Linked DNA regions of Homo sapiens: regions 1, 3, 4 and 5 are each linked to region 2. A link is a contact called in ENCODE Hi-C or POLR2A ChIA-PET data. All regions are on one chromosome and are shown on one strand. Each heading gives the region's core, a stretch centred on a gene start or an enhancer-like site at or near the end of the contact. The rest is flanking DNA. Distances are from core to core; before and after follow the strand shown. Region 1 holds the start of RSL1D1 (ribosomal L1 domain containing 1). Region 2 holds the start of SOCS1 (suppressor of cytokine signaling 1). Region 3 overlaps SNX29 (sorting nexin 29). Region 4 overlaps SNX29 (sorting nexin 29). Region 5 has its middle 13 kb from the start of ZC3H7A.

Region 1 (2,700 bases), core at 84-2,583, 600 kb before region 2:
CAGTGAGCCCAGATCGTGCCACTGCACTCCAGCCTGTGCGACAGAGCGAGACTCCATTACAAAAAAAAAAAAAAAAAAAAGGAAAAAAATTAATTAAACCCATCCAACAAGAGAAAGGAGAAGTATCTCCTAAACATGCCTAGAACATCTCTGGAAGGTTCCAGGAGACACTGGTAAGGGTACCTCTGGGGAGGCGGGTGGAGTGGGAGGAAGACATTACAAAGCAAACCTGTCCTACCCAAGGGCCGCGTGCGGCCCTGGAGGCCAGGCTTTGAATACAGCCCAACACGAATTCGTAAACTTCCTTAAAGCATTACGAGATTTTTTTTAGATTTTTTTTTTAAAGCTCGTCGGCTATCATTAGTATTAGTTTTATATATGGGCCCAGGCAATTCTTCTTCCAGTGTGGCCCACGGAAGCCAAAAGATTGGACTCCCCTGTTCTAAGGTATTCCATTTGTCAGTTATCCAGCCTCCACTCCTAACCTGTTTGTTTAGCGACAAGGTCTCACTCTACTGCCTACGCTGGAGTGCAGTGGCGCGGATCAGAACTCACCGAGCCTCGAATTCCTCAAGATCCTCCATCCTCCGCCTCCCAAGTAGCCGGGACTACAGGCGCGCACCACCACGCCGGCTAATGTTTATAATTTTTGGAGAGACGGAGTCTCGTATATGCACGGACTGGTCTCCAACTCCTGGAATCCCTCCGCCTCGGCCTCCCAGAGCGCTGGGATTCCAGACGCCAGCCACGCGCACGACCAGCCACGCTTATTTGTACAGGATCTTACCTCCCGCCTCTCTGCGAGACCAGAAGCTCCTAAGAGACTGGCCCAGACTCATCTTTCGGTCCCTCATGCTGCTTAACGTGGCAGGTCGGGTGGCTCCGGGTGGCTCCCGTGCCTTATATTTCAGGGACTCCTCACCAGCCTGGGGTTGGCGTCGCCTAAAGTCAACGGGCAGGTGGGCAGTGGAGCCAGGATTCCGCGCTCTGCCCATGCCACGCGCGGCCTTCCCGGAGGCGGGGACCGTGGAGTGTGGAGGACCCCACTGGGCCTCCTGACGGGACTCTTCTCTCGCCTCAAGGCGCTTTCTTGATTTCTATCTAGTAAGAGTGAGAGGACACCCAAGCTACTCCCCACAGCTCATGGAAAGCTGGAGAAAAGCGGAAGAGCAGGTGCCTCCTCAAAGAAGGGATTCTGACAGCAGCCACTGCCCCGGAGAGCGAAACCCCACGCTCTCCCGGAAATGACGCACAGAGGCTCGGTTCCCGCCCCCTCGCTTCCGGGGCCGGGCTTGCTCGCGCGTGCGCACCAGAAGCCAGCAGTGGGGTTGCACACGCGCCTCTTCACGAGGTGGAAACAAGATGGAGGATTCGGCCTCGGCCTCGCTGTCTTCTGCAGCCGCTACTGGAACCTCCACCTCGACTCCAGCGGCCCCGACAGCACGGAAGCAGCTGGATAAAGAACAGGTGAGTGGTTCCTGGGGAGGGTGGCTTGGAAGCAGTGTGGCGGTTACCTCGTGAGGCGCAGGGTGCCGGAACCCGAGTGCGTGCTCGGCGGACTTCCCCGGGGCTGTGGGACGGTCGCTGGCGGGCCGTGTGCCTCAGCTGTCTCTCCCCTTTACACACGTGGGTGGGCGCCTGCTTTCCCTGGTCCTGCGGCCTGGCGCTAGTGAATTGGGTTGCAAGTGTGCTGTGGAGCTAGATGAGATAGACCTGGCGACCTGGCTTAGCTTCCCTATCATTAGCGCTTGACCGAATCGCTTAGTTTTGCAGGTCTGTTACCCGTTATTTAAAGTGGGCCCTTCGGCTCCCCGTTATCCAGGATCGGGAGAGGTAATGAGTGTAAAGCGCTTTGGCCTGGTACATGGTAAGAAGGTGCTCAGTAGGCCGGGCGCGGTGGCTCACGCCTGTAATCCCAGCACTTTTGGAGGCCGAGGCGGGTGGATCACCTGAGGTCAGGAGTTCGATACCAGCCTGGCCAACATGGTGAAACCCCGTCTCTACTAAAAATACAAAAATTAGGTGGGCGTGGTGGCGGGCGCCTGTAATCTCAGCTACTCGGGAAGCTGAGGCAGGAGAATTGCCAGGAGTTCTCAGTAAATGCTAAATGCATTTTGCTTTGCGTTTTTCCTGGGATTACTGCTTTCATCATTGAGGGCAGGAGGGGCACGTTTCCCTCTAGCCCAATCTCTTTAAGTAGAAGAGGTGCCCTTCTGCACACAGTACTGGAAGTGGGTACTTAGGCATGTTTGATGGATTCTTAGATTTCTGTGAATATAAACTGCAGGATCCTAATAGATACGGTTATGGAGGTTACCCCTTGAAATAGAAGTTGGAAGGGAAAAAATAGAAGGTGTGGGAGGGGGCAAATGCTAAATTAGATTGAGAACATTTCATTTATTTGTGTAAGTTATTGTGAAAACATTTCACTTATTTGTCTAATTTCCACTTTGCAGGTTAGAAAGGCAGTGGACGCTCTCTTGACGCATTGCAAGTCCAGGAAAAACAATTATGGGTTGCTTTTGAATGAGAATGAAAGTTTATTTTTAATGGTGGTATTATGGAAAATTCCAAGTAAAGAACTGAGGGTCAGATTGTAAGTTGTGATTTTCTACCTTTGCTGTTTTTATCTGTGTGTTTATTCTTTGTAACTCGAACAATTGCATCATGGTTACTAATGGAAACTTTGCAAACTTATAA
Region 2 (2,700 bases), core at 77-2,576:
CGTGGGGCCAGGGAGGCGGGAAGGGACTGGGCACCAGGGCTTCCAGGAGAGAAGCCGTCTGAGAGCTGTCTGTAGAGGGCAGTGTGTCCCAGTGTGAGGCCAGTAACCAAGTGCCCAGCCTAGCCAGGTTTTTATGTGGCCCCTTGTGATGCTGGGGCTCCTCACATGCCTTCATTCAAAAATACACGGAGCAGCCAGGCACCTACTCCATGGCCTCGCACGACAATCGGAATCACTAAATCACAAACACGTGTGCAAATTACAGCCCCGACCACCGACCGCCCACCATCCCAAGCCCCGGCCGTGTGTGTGGTGGGAAGGCAGTCTTTGAAGGGCAGATGCCTGACGGAGCAGTAGGAGGGGGAAATCTATGAGGAAGGGGTCGGGGGAGAGGAGGGCTAGGAAACCAGGTTTGGGGATTCATCACGTCTGAGAATGCACCATTTTTTCACTGGGCTCCAATTTGATGTCGTCCAGCTGCACCTCTCCCCAAAATGAAGACGGGGAAGGCGAGATCCAGGTCCAGAGCTCCCAATCTGCAAGCCATTGCAAATCCCAGCCCCTCCCCAGCCTCAGTTTCTTCCGCAGCCGGGTAGTGGGAGCGCAGGGAGGGCAGTCGAGGCCACCAGGGACCTTGCCCGGCCCCGCCCAGTTTCCGAGGAACTGGGCCGGGGTGGAGGCGCCCGCGCCGCCAGGGGTTCCTCTGAAGCCTGTGGTCAGGCCGCCGCTTCCCGGGAAGCCCGAGCCAAGACCAGAGACCGCGGCCGGCCGGGGCTTCGGGACAGCAGGGCGGGCGACTGAGGGCGTCGACGGCGGGTGGAGCAGGGGCTAGGAGGGGGTCTACGGGTGGGGTCAGGCTCAGGGTTGGGGACACCTTCTGTGGCCTCCTAGGGGGATCTGGCTGCAGGGGAGGAGAGGACAGGGCTCTGCCCCCGGCGGGTGTGGAGACAGCTGGGGCGGAGGAGGGTGTGTCAGGGCGCGTCCCAAGAGGGCCTGGCGGCAGAAAGTGGAACCCGAGGTAGCGGGGCAAAATCGGGGTCGCCAAGTCCGAAGGAGGGGTCCGAGAAGTGGCCGGAAGGCGCAGGGTCGGGGCCAGAGCCCCTCGAGAGGCGGGTGCTGGGGCAGGTGCGAACAGGCGGGCAGAGGGCCCCGCGGGAGGGTCCAGAAGAGAGGGAAACAGGGCCGAAGCGGTCCTCGCCGGACGCCACCGCGGAAAGAGAAACCAAAAGTGGAGCTGGGGGCGGGGCCGGCAGGGGGCGGGGCCTCCCGCCGTCGCCAGCCCCGCCTCCGAGCCGGTTTAAAAGACTGGCGCAGGGGCGGGCGCCGAACAGAGCGAGCTGCGGCCGTGGCAGCTGCACGGCTCCTGGCCCCGGAGCATGCGCGAGAGCCGCCCCGGAGCGCCCCGGAGCCCCCCGCCGTCCCGCCCGCGGCGTCCCGCGCCCCGCCGCCAGGTGAGCCGGGCCCTGGGCGAGGAGGCGGGAGGGAGGAGGGAGGGGAGTCCAGGGCAGCCAGGAGTCGGGCGAGCCTCGGGGGCTGCAGAATGGGGTCGCGGCCGCGATGCCCCTGACCCTCGCCGGCCCCACCCAGGCCGCCCCCCGCGCGCGGGGCTCCCGCAGCACAGCCTTTCTCCGGCCCTAGCCCAAATCGCCCAGACCAGGCGCGGATCCCAGCCTGGCCAGCAGGCGGCGGGCGCGGGGCGGCGAGCCGGGGCCGGACGGCTGGAGCCAGAACCGGCTGCTCTCCACGCCCCCCTCTCGGTGCTGCCCGGAGGCCGGACTCCGCCTCCACCGAGCCCCCACCCGCCGGGAAGAGCTCCGCGGAGTACAGAGCCCATTTTCTAGCTGTGTCCACTGAGGCTGAACGGATCCGCGCGGACTTGGTGCTCCGTGCTCGCCCCCTAGGGCCGGGTCCGCCGGGAGCGCCGCCCTCCGGAGTTGTCCGGCCGGCGCACACCTGCCCGGCCCCGCAGCGCCCCAGCTCACCTCTTTGTCTCTCCCGCAGCGCACCCCCGGACGCTATGGCCCACCCCTCCGGCTGGCCCCTTCTGTAGGATGGTAGCACACAACCAGGTGGCAGCCGACAATGCAGTCTCCACAGCAGCAGAGCCCCGACGGCGGCCAGAACCTTCCTCCTCTTCCTCCTCCTCGCCCGCGGCCCCCGCGCGCCCGCGGCCGTGCCCCGCGGTCCCGGCCCCGGCCCCCGGCGACACGCACTTCCGCACATTCCGTTCGCACGCCGATTACCGGCGCATCACGCGCGCCAGCGCGCTCCTGGACGCCTGCGGATTCTACTGGGGGCCCCTGAGCGTGCACGGGGCGCACGAGCGGCTGCGCGCCGAGCCCGTGGGCACCTTCCTGGTGCGCGACAGCCGCCAGCGGAACTGCTTTTTCGCCCTTAGCGTGAAGATGGCCTCGGGACCCACGAGCATCCGCGTGCACTTTCAGGCCGGCCGCTTTCACCTGGATGGCAGCCGCGAGAGCTTCGACTGCCTCTTCGAGCTGCTGGAGCACTACGTGGCGGCGCCGCGCCGCATGCTGGGGGCCCCGCTGCGCCAGCGCCGCGTGCGGCCGCTGCAGGAGCTGTGCCGCCAGCGCATCGTGGCCACCGTGGGCCGCGAGAACCTGGCTCGCATCCCCCTCAACCCCGTCCTCCGCGACTACCTGAGCTCCTTCCCCTTCCAGATTTGACCGGCAGCGCCCG
Region 3 (2,700 bases), core at 91-2,590, 820 kb before region 2:
AGTGTCGCCATCTCGGCTCACTGCAACCTCCACCTCCCGGGGTTTAAGCAATTCTCTTGCCTCAGCCTCCCGAGTAGCTGGGATTACAGACATCTGCCACCACGCCTGGCTACAGAACTTCATTGTTGTCCTCAACTGAAGTCAAGCAGTCATCACTGAGTACAGAAGCTGTGATTTCTTGGTCAGTGGGGCCATAAAGAGCATCCTGATGGCAGGATGTGGCTGTTTGGTTTCAATCCCTACTTTTCCGGCACAATTCCCTTTTGGAGAAGCACTTCCAAAAGGGCTAGGTGCGGGGACTGCACCCAAATGGGCTTTCCTGCACTGCTGATCACCCCACTTCTGGTCTTGCTGGTGGTTACAGAGCTTCCCAGCAGTATGAAGACTGAGATACTTGCCACAGGCCGGGGCCAAAAAGAAGCAGCACTCATCTCTCTTTTGAACAACAAGAGTGGGTATCAATCGGAACCCAGGGCAGGCAACCACGCCAGGCACACTTAGTAATAGTTTCCTTCCACTGTCTTCATTTTACAGCGACCTGCTGGTTTCGTTAACTCATAGTGACTCTCCATTTACAGTAGTGAGATAAAGCTTCCTTTTTCAAAAAATAAAGGAATTCAATTTGTTTAAGTGCATCATTAAAAGTAAACTACAGTCTGGGCACGGTGGCTCACACCTGTAATCCCAGCACTTTGGGAGGCTGAGACCGGCAGATCATGAGGTCAGGAGTTCAAGACCAGCCCGGCCAACATGGCGAAACCCCATCTCTACTAAAAATACAAAAATTAGCCGGGCGTGGGCCTGTAATCCCAGCTACTTGGGAGGCTGACGCAGGAGAATCGCTTGAACCCAGGAGGTGGAGGTTGCAGTAAGCTGAGATCGTGCCATTGCACTCCAGCCTGGGAGACAAGAGCAAGACTCTGTCTCAAAAAAAAAAAAAAAAGTAAACTGTAGTAGGCCGGGCACGGTGGCTCATGCCTGTCATCCCAGCGCTTTGGAAGGCTGAGGCGGGTGGATCGCTTGATCCTAGGAGTTCAAGACCAGCCTGGACAGCATGGTGAGACCTCAACTCTACAAAAAAATAAATAAATAAAAATGAATAATAAAGTAAACTATAGGGTAAGTAACAGTACTGTGGTAAACAAAAGATTGACAGGTGAAAAGCAGCCAGCTACATACTCACCCACCCTGTGTCCCATGGACTGAGTGATCTATTAACACCTGCTCAGCGGAGTTCAGGGCTGAGCAGCGCCACAGTAAACCACACATGCTCACATACAAAAAGTGCGGCCAGCCGTTCCCACGCAGCAGCCTTACGGTGTCTGCTCACTTCCTGCTTCACCCTTGAATCAAAGAATGCTGGGTGCCTCCCAAACTCTTTCTTCCTTCCTTAGCAACAAAAACTAATTTCCTTTTTATCAAGAACAATTGCCCCCTCTGCAGCCAAGGGGGACCATGACATGAATGCTGGCCCAAGACACGAGTGGTATACTGTAAGCACCTTCTAGTGAAGGTCGGGGGAGCTTCAACGTTTTTGTACCAAGAGCCCATTTTGTAATCTAGGAATAACCATGGGCTCCTATTCAGGAAAATGTATTAAAATATATAAAACATACCATATCACAAAGGAAACCAATTACATCAAAATAGAATGATCATGATTGAAGAAAATACTATATTTCACCCAGAGCTAAATGAAAAACATTGTAATTTTTTTCCCTATCCAAGCTCAGGCCCCTGAATCCTATATGTAGAAATAGACGAAGTCTCTCTGCTCTCTCCTCCTTCCTGCCGCCTGGAATGAGAATGAAATGGCTGGAGCTAAAATGGCTATTTTGGTCTACAAGGCAAGACAGGAGGAGTCCCGGTCTCTGATGGCCGTGGAGCCACATACCAGCCCCAGCCCATCTACCTCTGGATAGAGAGAAATTTCCATCACATCTCCTTAACCACCGGAACTTCAAGAAGAGTAGGTCTGAATGGCTTTGTGTACAAAAAATAAACCAACTGTTGGTTTACATAGTGTCTGCTCACTTCCTGCTTCACCCTTGAATCAGAAAATGCTAGGTGCCTCCCAAACGCCTTCTTCCTTCCTTAGCAACAAAAGCTAATTTTTTTTTTTAATTGGGAACAAGTGCCCCCTCTGCCTCCAGGGGAGGCCATGGGACAAATGCTGGCTCAAGCCACCAGTGAGATACCAGGAGCACCCGTCAGTTTACATAACAGTTGGTTTATTCTTTGTTATACAAAGCCATTCAAACCTAGTCTTCCTTGCTATATCTCTAATACTTTTTCTAGGTAGTAAAGTTGGAAACAGTTGAAGCCTGATCATTAGCAAAGTTTAATCATCTTGGAGAGACATATTCTTCTTCACTTACAAAAATGAGTCCTTCAGAGTTACAAAGGAAATCCAACTAGAATAGGTCCTCTGTAGCTAACTGCATTATGGGAGGCAAACCCCAAAACCTGGAACCACAGAAGTCTACGGCAAGGCTGCTCCATCCTGAGGCACGCCCTTTAGCGCGCACACGCCCAAGCGCCACGCATTAACCACGGTTCTGGATATCCACAAGCACGTACCACACCTCCAGTCTACAACCAGGGACGTACACACCTGACGTGAACCCACAGTCACAGGGTTAGAAGCACAAAGGCACCGCCATGAGACGTGGGCCAGAAGTCATCCCAGAGCTGGTGGAG
Region 4 (2,710 bases), core at 118-2,617, 890 kb before region 2:
TTAGACCATGAAATGAAATCACCTTGGAAACATAAGCCAAACACAGCAGAACAACAACTTAGAAGTAACTGACAAATGCTCATTTATTCATTCAACAAACATCCACTGAGCTCTATTATGTGCCAGGCATTGTCCAGGCTCCTTGGAATAGATCTATCGGTGAACTAATGAGACGAAGGCAGGCCGGGCGTGGTGGCTCACACCTGTAATCCCAGCACTTTGGGAGGCTGAGGCAGGTGGATCACCTGAGGTCAGGAGTTCGAGACCAGCCTGACAAACATGGAGAAACCCTGTCTCTACTAAAAATACAAAAAAAAATTAGCTGAGCATGGTGCCACATGCCTGTAATCCCAGCTACTCAGGAGGTTGAGGCAGCAGAATCACTTGAACCCGGGAGGTGGAGGTTGCGGTGAGCCAAGATCGTGCCATTGTACTCCAGCCTGGGCAACAAGAGCGAGATGCCACCTCAGAAAAATAAAATAAAATAAAACAAGACAAAGGCTCCTGCCCTCATGAGGCTTAAAACTTAAGACCAAAAGGCAGTGATAAATCATGAATCTAAGAAGTGATGTATTAGAAAACAAGAAATGCTATGGAAATAAGAAAAAGTTAAGCAAAATAAGAGGGACTAATCATGCAGGGGAGGGGGAGATTGGACAAGAAAATCTGAGGTACAAATGAGTGAAAAACAAGAAAAACAAGATCTACTAAGATGTAGCTAACGTCAACTCCCTAACAAACTTGGGAAAGAGCCTTGCCAGATACAGAAAGAGAGGCAGAGACCATCTGTGGATTTAGTTCAGCCCTAACAGCTCCTTAGCTCACATTACCAGAAACAAGAGGGAATGTGCTCAAAGGCAAGCCTATCCCACGCTAGGTCGCCATTTTTAAGTGGCCTTTTCAACATGGATAACAAAGGGCATTTTGTAGCTCCATGGGTGGCATTCCAGGACCCCACCTCTCCACTTTAACCTGTGTGGCTCAGCTCTCAGGGAGCTCTCTCGGGTCTCAGAGAGCTTCCAAGTAAGAATGCATTTGAAGGAAAGTTCTTCTGCTTAAAATAAAACATTTTCATGATGGCTACTTGGTGGCTGGAGCTGAGCAGCAGCAGGTACGAGTCTCACACATCTTTGCTTCGGCTATGTTTGGCACCAGTACGAATTCAGCGAACTCTGGTTTGCTCAGTCACTAGCCTTGACAGTTGTCTCTCTTTAAACTGCATCGCTGCTGCTGCTGCCAAGAATATCTCCCCTCTGCCCAGCTTCCTGTTGTTCCCCTCCCAGGCTCCAAAATAAAAAGAAGTTGCTTGGCAGTGATGTCACATTGCCACTGTCACCGCCTGCAGGGCATTCACATCCTGGCTATATTTAAGACCCAGGCTTCATGTTCAGTGACATGGAAATTGCCACCTTGTGAACCGTACCGGAAAGGCAAGATTTGAAAAATTATTTCTACGAATAATCAGGCTGCAAATTCTGCCTCTCCGGAGGCAAAGAGGGAAAGTCAAGGGGGTTAAACTGAGCCACGGGCTGCGGCTCCTTGGATCGGCTACATCCAGCTGTTTCATTCCAACCATTTCTCGGAAGTAACTCAAACACCAGCATTTACTTAGTGGCCACACCTCTCTTCCCATTGTTCACCTTTCCTGGGCTCTTTTGGTATCCCTCAAAACCATTCTGCTATTTTTCTTTCTCTCTAGACACCTCTACCTACTTCTCATTAGAAAAGACAAGAAATGAAGCATTAATGAATGGGAAAAGCATTTCCCTCCCCGGTGAATAATTACCGTAACCTTTTCATAAGAGTTCTGTCATATTTATGGGTTTTGGTAATTTTTTTTTATTTCCTCCTGCTTCTGTCCTTTGATGGGGGAAAGCGATGGGCTGGAGCAACATTTCAGACACAACCTTCTCCCTTTTCCCTTAACAGCTGCATGTTTTTCACATCTTGATGAACTGCCCAAGTCTGTGTTTGGTGCAGATTTTTCAGGGAACATCTGGCATTGGGTACTAATGACTCTGACGCTCAACCATTCAACGCGGGCACGCGCTTCAAAACACAGATGTTCATGCAAATATACCTTGCTGCTTGCTCCCTAAAAAGTTGAGTTCGTCAACAAAACCTGAGTCTTTGATTGGATTCTAGAAGCATTAGAGAAAATAAACAAGCACATGGCTTTCTCCCTTGTACGTGATTGCTCTGAGATGCCACCAAGCTTCTGTTCCTCTCCCATTATGCTGTCTCTACCATTTTATATTTTAAAAAACTATCTAGGAAACCTATACTGGTTACAAAATTCTGAAAGGCTCATGAAGAAATTTATATGGCTTTCCACTGTTGGTCATGTTTGAGAAGGTGCTCCCATTATTTTAAATTTCAACATTAAAGCATTTGGCATTTCCATTCTCCCACCTTTGGGAGTCCCACATCATTAATCCCAAAAGAAAAACGAGCTGAGAAATCATTCATGCCAAGGATACCTTCACCTTCCACAGCCACAGATGCAGGAGCCAAGCAGTGATGAATGGTAGTAGAACTAGCTCCATTTCTGATGAGCAGGCCCTCCCACCTCAGCCTGCCGCCAAGAACTTGGGCCATGAAAACATTCATATCTCTTGGCTGGGTGCAGTGGCTCACACCTGTAATCTCAGCACTTTGGGAGGCCAAGGCGGGTGGATCACTTGAGGTCAAGAGTTCGAGACCAGCCTGG
Region 5 (2,700 bases), core at 115-2,614, 550 kb before region 2:
ACAGGTGCATGCCACTACACCTGGGTAATTTTTGTATTTTTGGTAGAGATGGGGTTACACCGTGTTGGCCAGGTTGGTCTCGAACTCCTGGCCTCAAGTGATCTGCCCACCCTGGCCTCCCAAAGTGCTGGGATTACAGGTGTGAGCCACCGTGCCTGGCCTTAACATAACTGTTTACAACAAAACTGTATAACCTGCCCGTCCTGCCTGGATGATTGATTCAGGATGCTTATGTTGATGCAGGAGAATGGGGTCTGGAGGCAGGGAACCTAAAAACTTCCTAGAACTAGGCCGAGTGCAGTGGCTCACACCTGTAATCCCAGCACGTTGGGATGCCGGGGCCGGTGGATCACCTGAGATCAGGAGTTCGAGGCCACCCTGGCCAACATGGTGAAATTCTATCTCTATTAAAAATAGAAAAATTAGCTTGGTGTGGTGGTGAGCACCTGTAATCCCAGCTACTTGGGAGGCTGAGGCAGGAAAATCGCTTGAACCTGGGAGGCAGAGGTTGCAGTGAGCCAAGATCCTACCACTGCACTACAGCCTGGGCAACAAAGTGAGACTCTGTTTTAATAAATAAACAAACAAACATACATACTTCCTAGAACTCAATAAAAGGGAAAAACCCCAATTAACTGTCTTTTTTTTTTTCTAGATGGAGTTCAGTGGCCTGATCTTGGCTCACTGCAACTTCCGCCTCCCGGGTTCAAGCAATTCTCCTGCCTCAGCCTCCCAAGTAGCTGGGATTACAGGCACCCCCCACCATGCTAGGCTAATTTTTGTATTTTTAGTAGAGACGGAGTTTCACTATGTTGGCCAAAGGTCCGCCCACCTCCGCCTCCGAAAGTGTTTGGATTACAGGCATGAGCCCTCCCCGCTCTCCCACCTCCAGGCCAAAACCCCAACTTTCTATGCCCAACTAAATAACTTTGTAACTTCACTTCAGCTATGGCAGGAAACATCCTCTTCATTTCCATGGGGTGTATGCCAAGTAAATAACTTTGTAACTTCACTTACCCTCTTCATTTACATAGGGCATACCAATGGGAAACCTCTGAAGGGTATTTAAACCCCAGAAAATTCTGTAACCAGCATTGTTGAGTCACTTCCTCTAACCTGCTCCCTACTCTGTGGAGTGTACTTTCGTTTCAATAAATCTGTGCTTTTCTTTCATTGCTTTGTGCGTTTCGTCCAATTCTTTTTTCAAAACGTCAAGAACCTGGACACCCTCCACCCGTAACAGTGTGACACAGTTCTGGCCAGAGTCAGGTCCAGGTTTTACGGAAGTATTTGTAAGAGCAAGGCTTTGTGGGAGTTGCTGAGAAAAGACCACCTAAGCCTGGAACTGCTGGCAGTTACGTTGCCGCAAGGGGTGAGTCTGCCTGAGAATGGAAAGCAGAACTGACAGAAGGAGAGAGAGTGCCTGAGTTTCTGATGATACTGACACGAACCTTACCTGGACAATTAAGTTCTATGAGCTCATAAATTTCCTTTCTTCCCCTTAGCCTTGTTTAATTAGGGTTCACTACTTAACAGTCTCTTACAACTAAAAAATTCTTTTTTTTTTTTTTTTTCAGATGGAGTCTCGCTCTGTTGCCCAGGCTGGAGTACAGTGGTACAATCTCAGCTCACCGCCAACCTCTGCTTTCCGGGTTCCACTGATTCTCCTACCTCAGCCTCCCTGGTAGCTGGGATTACAGGCGCCCACCACCAAGCCTGGCTAATTTTTTGTATTTTTAGTAGAGACAGTGTTTCACCATGTCAGCTAGGCTGGTCTTGAACTCCTGACCTCAGATGATCCACCTGCCTTGGCCTCCCAAAGTGCTGGGATTACAGGCGTGAGCCACCGCACCCAGCCAAAAAATTCTTGACATATGCACTCATAACACCTTGAAAGAAAATACCAGTGAAGTGCTTGAAAGGGAACTGGTCCCCAAAGGGTATTTGAATCACTAAGACTTGGGCAAGATTTGACTGCTTAGATTTGATATATGATATTCTAGTTCTAGGCCCGGGCGCAGTGGCTCACGCCTGTAATCCCAGCACTTTGGGAGGCCGAGACAGGCGGATCACGAGGTCAGATCGAGACCATCCTGGCTAACACAGTGAAACCCCATCTCTACTAAAAATACAAAACATTATCCGGGTGTGGTGGCGGGTACCTGTAGTCCCAGCTACTCGGGAGGCTGAGGCAGGAGAATGGCGTGAACCCAGGAGGCGGAGCTTGCAGTGAGCTGAGATCATGCCACTGCATTCCAGCGTGGGTGACAGAGCGAAACTCCGTCTCAAAAAAACAAAAAAAACACCAAAACTAGTTCGAATCTGGTTAGAACAACTTTATTGCTGGATTTTGACATCCTAGCAAAAAAGGTGCCAAACCATTGTCATACGTTTTGTGGATACATTTGCATATTTTATTATTATCTTTTTTTGAGACAGTGTCTTGCTCTGTTGCCCAAGCTGGGATGCAGTGGCACGATCTCAGCTCACTGCAACCTCTGCCTCCCGGGTTCAAGTGATTCTCCTGCCTCAGCCTCCTGAGTAGCTGGGATTACAGGCGCACGCCACCACGCCTGACTAATTTTTGTATTTTTAGTAGAGACGGGGTTTCACCACGTTGGTCAGGCTGGTCTCGAACTCCTGACCTTGTGATCTGCCCGCCTTGGCCTCCCAGTGTTAGGATTACAGGCGTGAACCACC

The links. Hi-C counts contacts between places; a loop is a spot of excess contacts on that map. ChIA-PET counts read pairs that join two places held with the same protein, here RNA polymerase II (POLR2A). Pooled maps may share reads with other maps.
Region 1: a loop to region 2 is called in a map with no recorded cell type, with 34 times the contacts of the local background. The contact joins the promoter of RSL1D1 here to the promoter of SOCS1 in region 2. A Hi-C loop is called at or near these places in 1 of 37 single-sample maps with no recorded cell type and 8 of 50 pooled maps. POLR2A ChIA-PET finds 5 or more read pairs at or near these places in 1 of 52 experiments (K562).
Region 3: a map of naive thymus-derived CD4-positive, alpha-beta T cell shows a loop between it and region 2 (3-fold over the local background). The contact joins the enhancer-like site here to the promoter of SOCS1 in region 2. A Hi-C loop is called at or near these places in 1 of 168 maps with a recorded cell type or tissue (naive thymus-derived CD4-positive, alpha-beta T cell) and 4 of 50 pooled maps. POLR2A ChIA-PET finds 5 or more read pairs at or near these places in 1 of 52 experiments (activated CD4-positive, alpha-beta T cell).
Region 4: a loop to region 2 is called in a map of right cardiac atrium, with 6 times the contacts of the local background. The contact joins the enhancer-like site here to the promoter of SOCS1 in region 2. A Hi-C loop is called at or near these places in 1 of 168 maps with a recorded cell type or tissue (right cardiac atrium). POLR2A ChIA-PET finds 5 or more read pairs at or near these places in 1 of 52 experiments (Panc1).
Region 5: a map of HCT116 shows a loop between it and region 2 (6-fold over the local background). The contact joins the enhancer-like site here to the promoter of SOCS1 in region 2. A Hi-C loop is called at or near these places in 1 of 168 maps with a recorded cell type or tissue (HCT116) and 3 of 50 pooled maps. POLR2A ChIA-PET finds 5 or more read pairs at or near these places in 4 of 52 experiments (B cell, CD8-positive, alpha-beta memory T cell, OCI-LY7 and 1 more).

What each region holds. Positions count from the first base shown.
Region 1 is chr16:11,850,175-11,852,874 of GRCh38, reverse strand. RSL1D1 (ribosomal L1 domain containing 1) reads left to right here and starts at 1,333. Exons shown (of 9, transcript NM_015659.3): 1 at 1,333-1,467; 2 at 2,457-2,596. The coding sequence starts at 1,363. RefSeq lists enhancers at 131-664, 665-1,199, 972-2,171 and a silencer at 1,217-1,403.
Region 2 is chr16:11,254,830-11,257,529 of GRCh38, reverse strand. It overlaps SOCS1 (suppressor of cytokine signaling 1), which reads left to right and starts at 1,326. Exons shown (of 2, transcript NM_003745.2): 1 at 1,326-1,451; 2 at 2,002-2,700. The coding sequence starts at 2,052. The coding sequence ends at 2,687. The region is part of intron 1 of LOC105371082 (a long non-coding RNA gene); the gene reads right to left. RefSeq lists silencers at 681-880, 1,131-1,870, 1,971-2,020, 2,031-2,180, 2,591-2,680.
Region 3 is chr16:12,078,936-12,081,635 of GRCh38, reverse strand. The region is part of intron 11 of SNX29 (sorting nexin 29); the gene reads right to left. It also overlaps the pseudogene RPS23P6. Among named protein-coding and RNA genes, the nearest start is that of SNX29, 100 kb to the right of the region's middle. Within about 2 kb of position 1,340, at least 8 of the 41 ENCODE cell types and tissues checked have a DNase peak (open chromatin) inside an H3K27ac peak, as active enhancers do.
Region 4 is chr16:12,146,473-12,149,182 of GRCh38, reverse strand. All of the region lies in intron 13 of SNX29 (sorting nexin 29), which reads right to left. Among named protein-coding and RNA genes, the nearest start is that of SNX29, 170 kb to the right of the region's middle. RefSeq lists enhancers at 757-1,051, 641-1,198. Within about 2 kb of position 1,367, at least 4 of the 41 ENCODE cell types and tissues checked have a DNase peak (open chromatin) inside an H3K27ac peak, as active enhancers do.
Region 5 is chr16:11,808,720-11,811,419 of GRCh38, reverse strand. No RefSeq gene overlaps it. Among named protein-coding and RNA genes, the nearest start is that of ZC3H7A, 13 kb to the right of the region's middle. Within about 2 kb of position 1,364, at least 8 of the 41 ENCODE cell types and tissues checked have a DNase peak (open chromatin) inside an H3K27ac peak, as active enhancers do; they include B cell and OCI-LY7, where a contact is called at or near this core.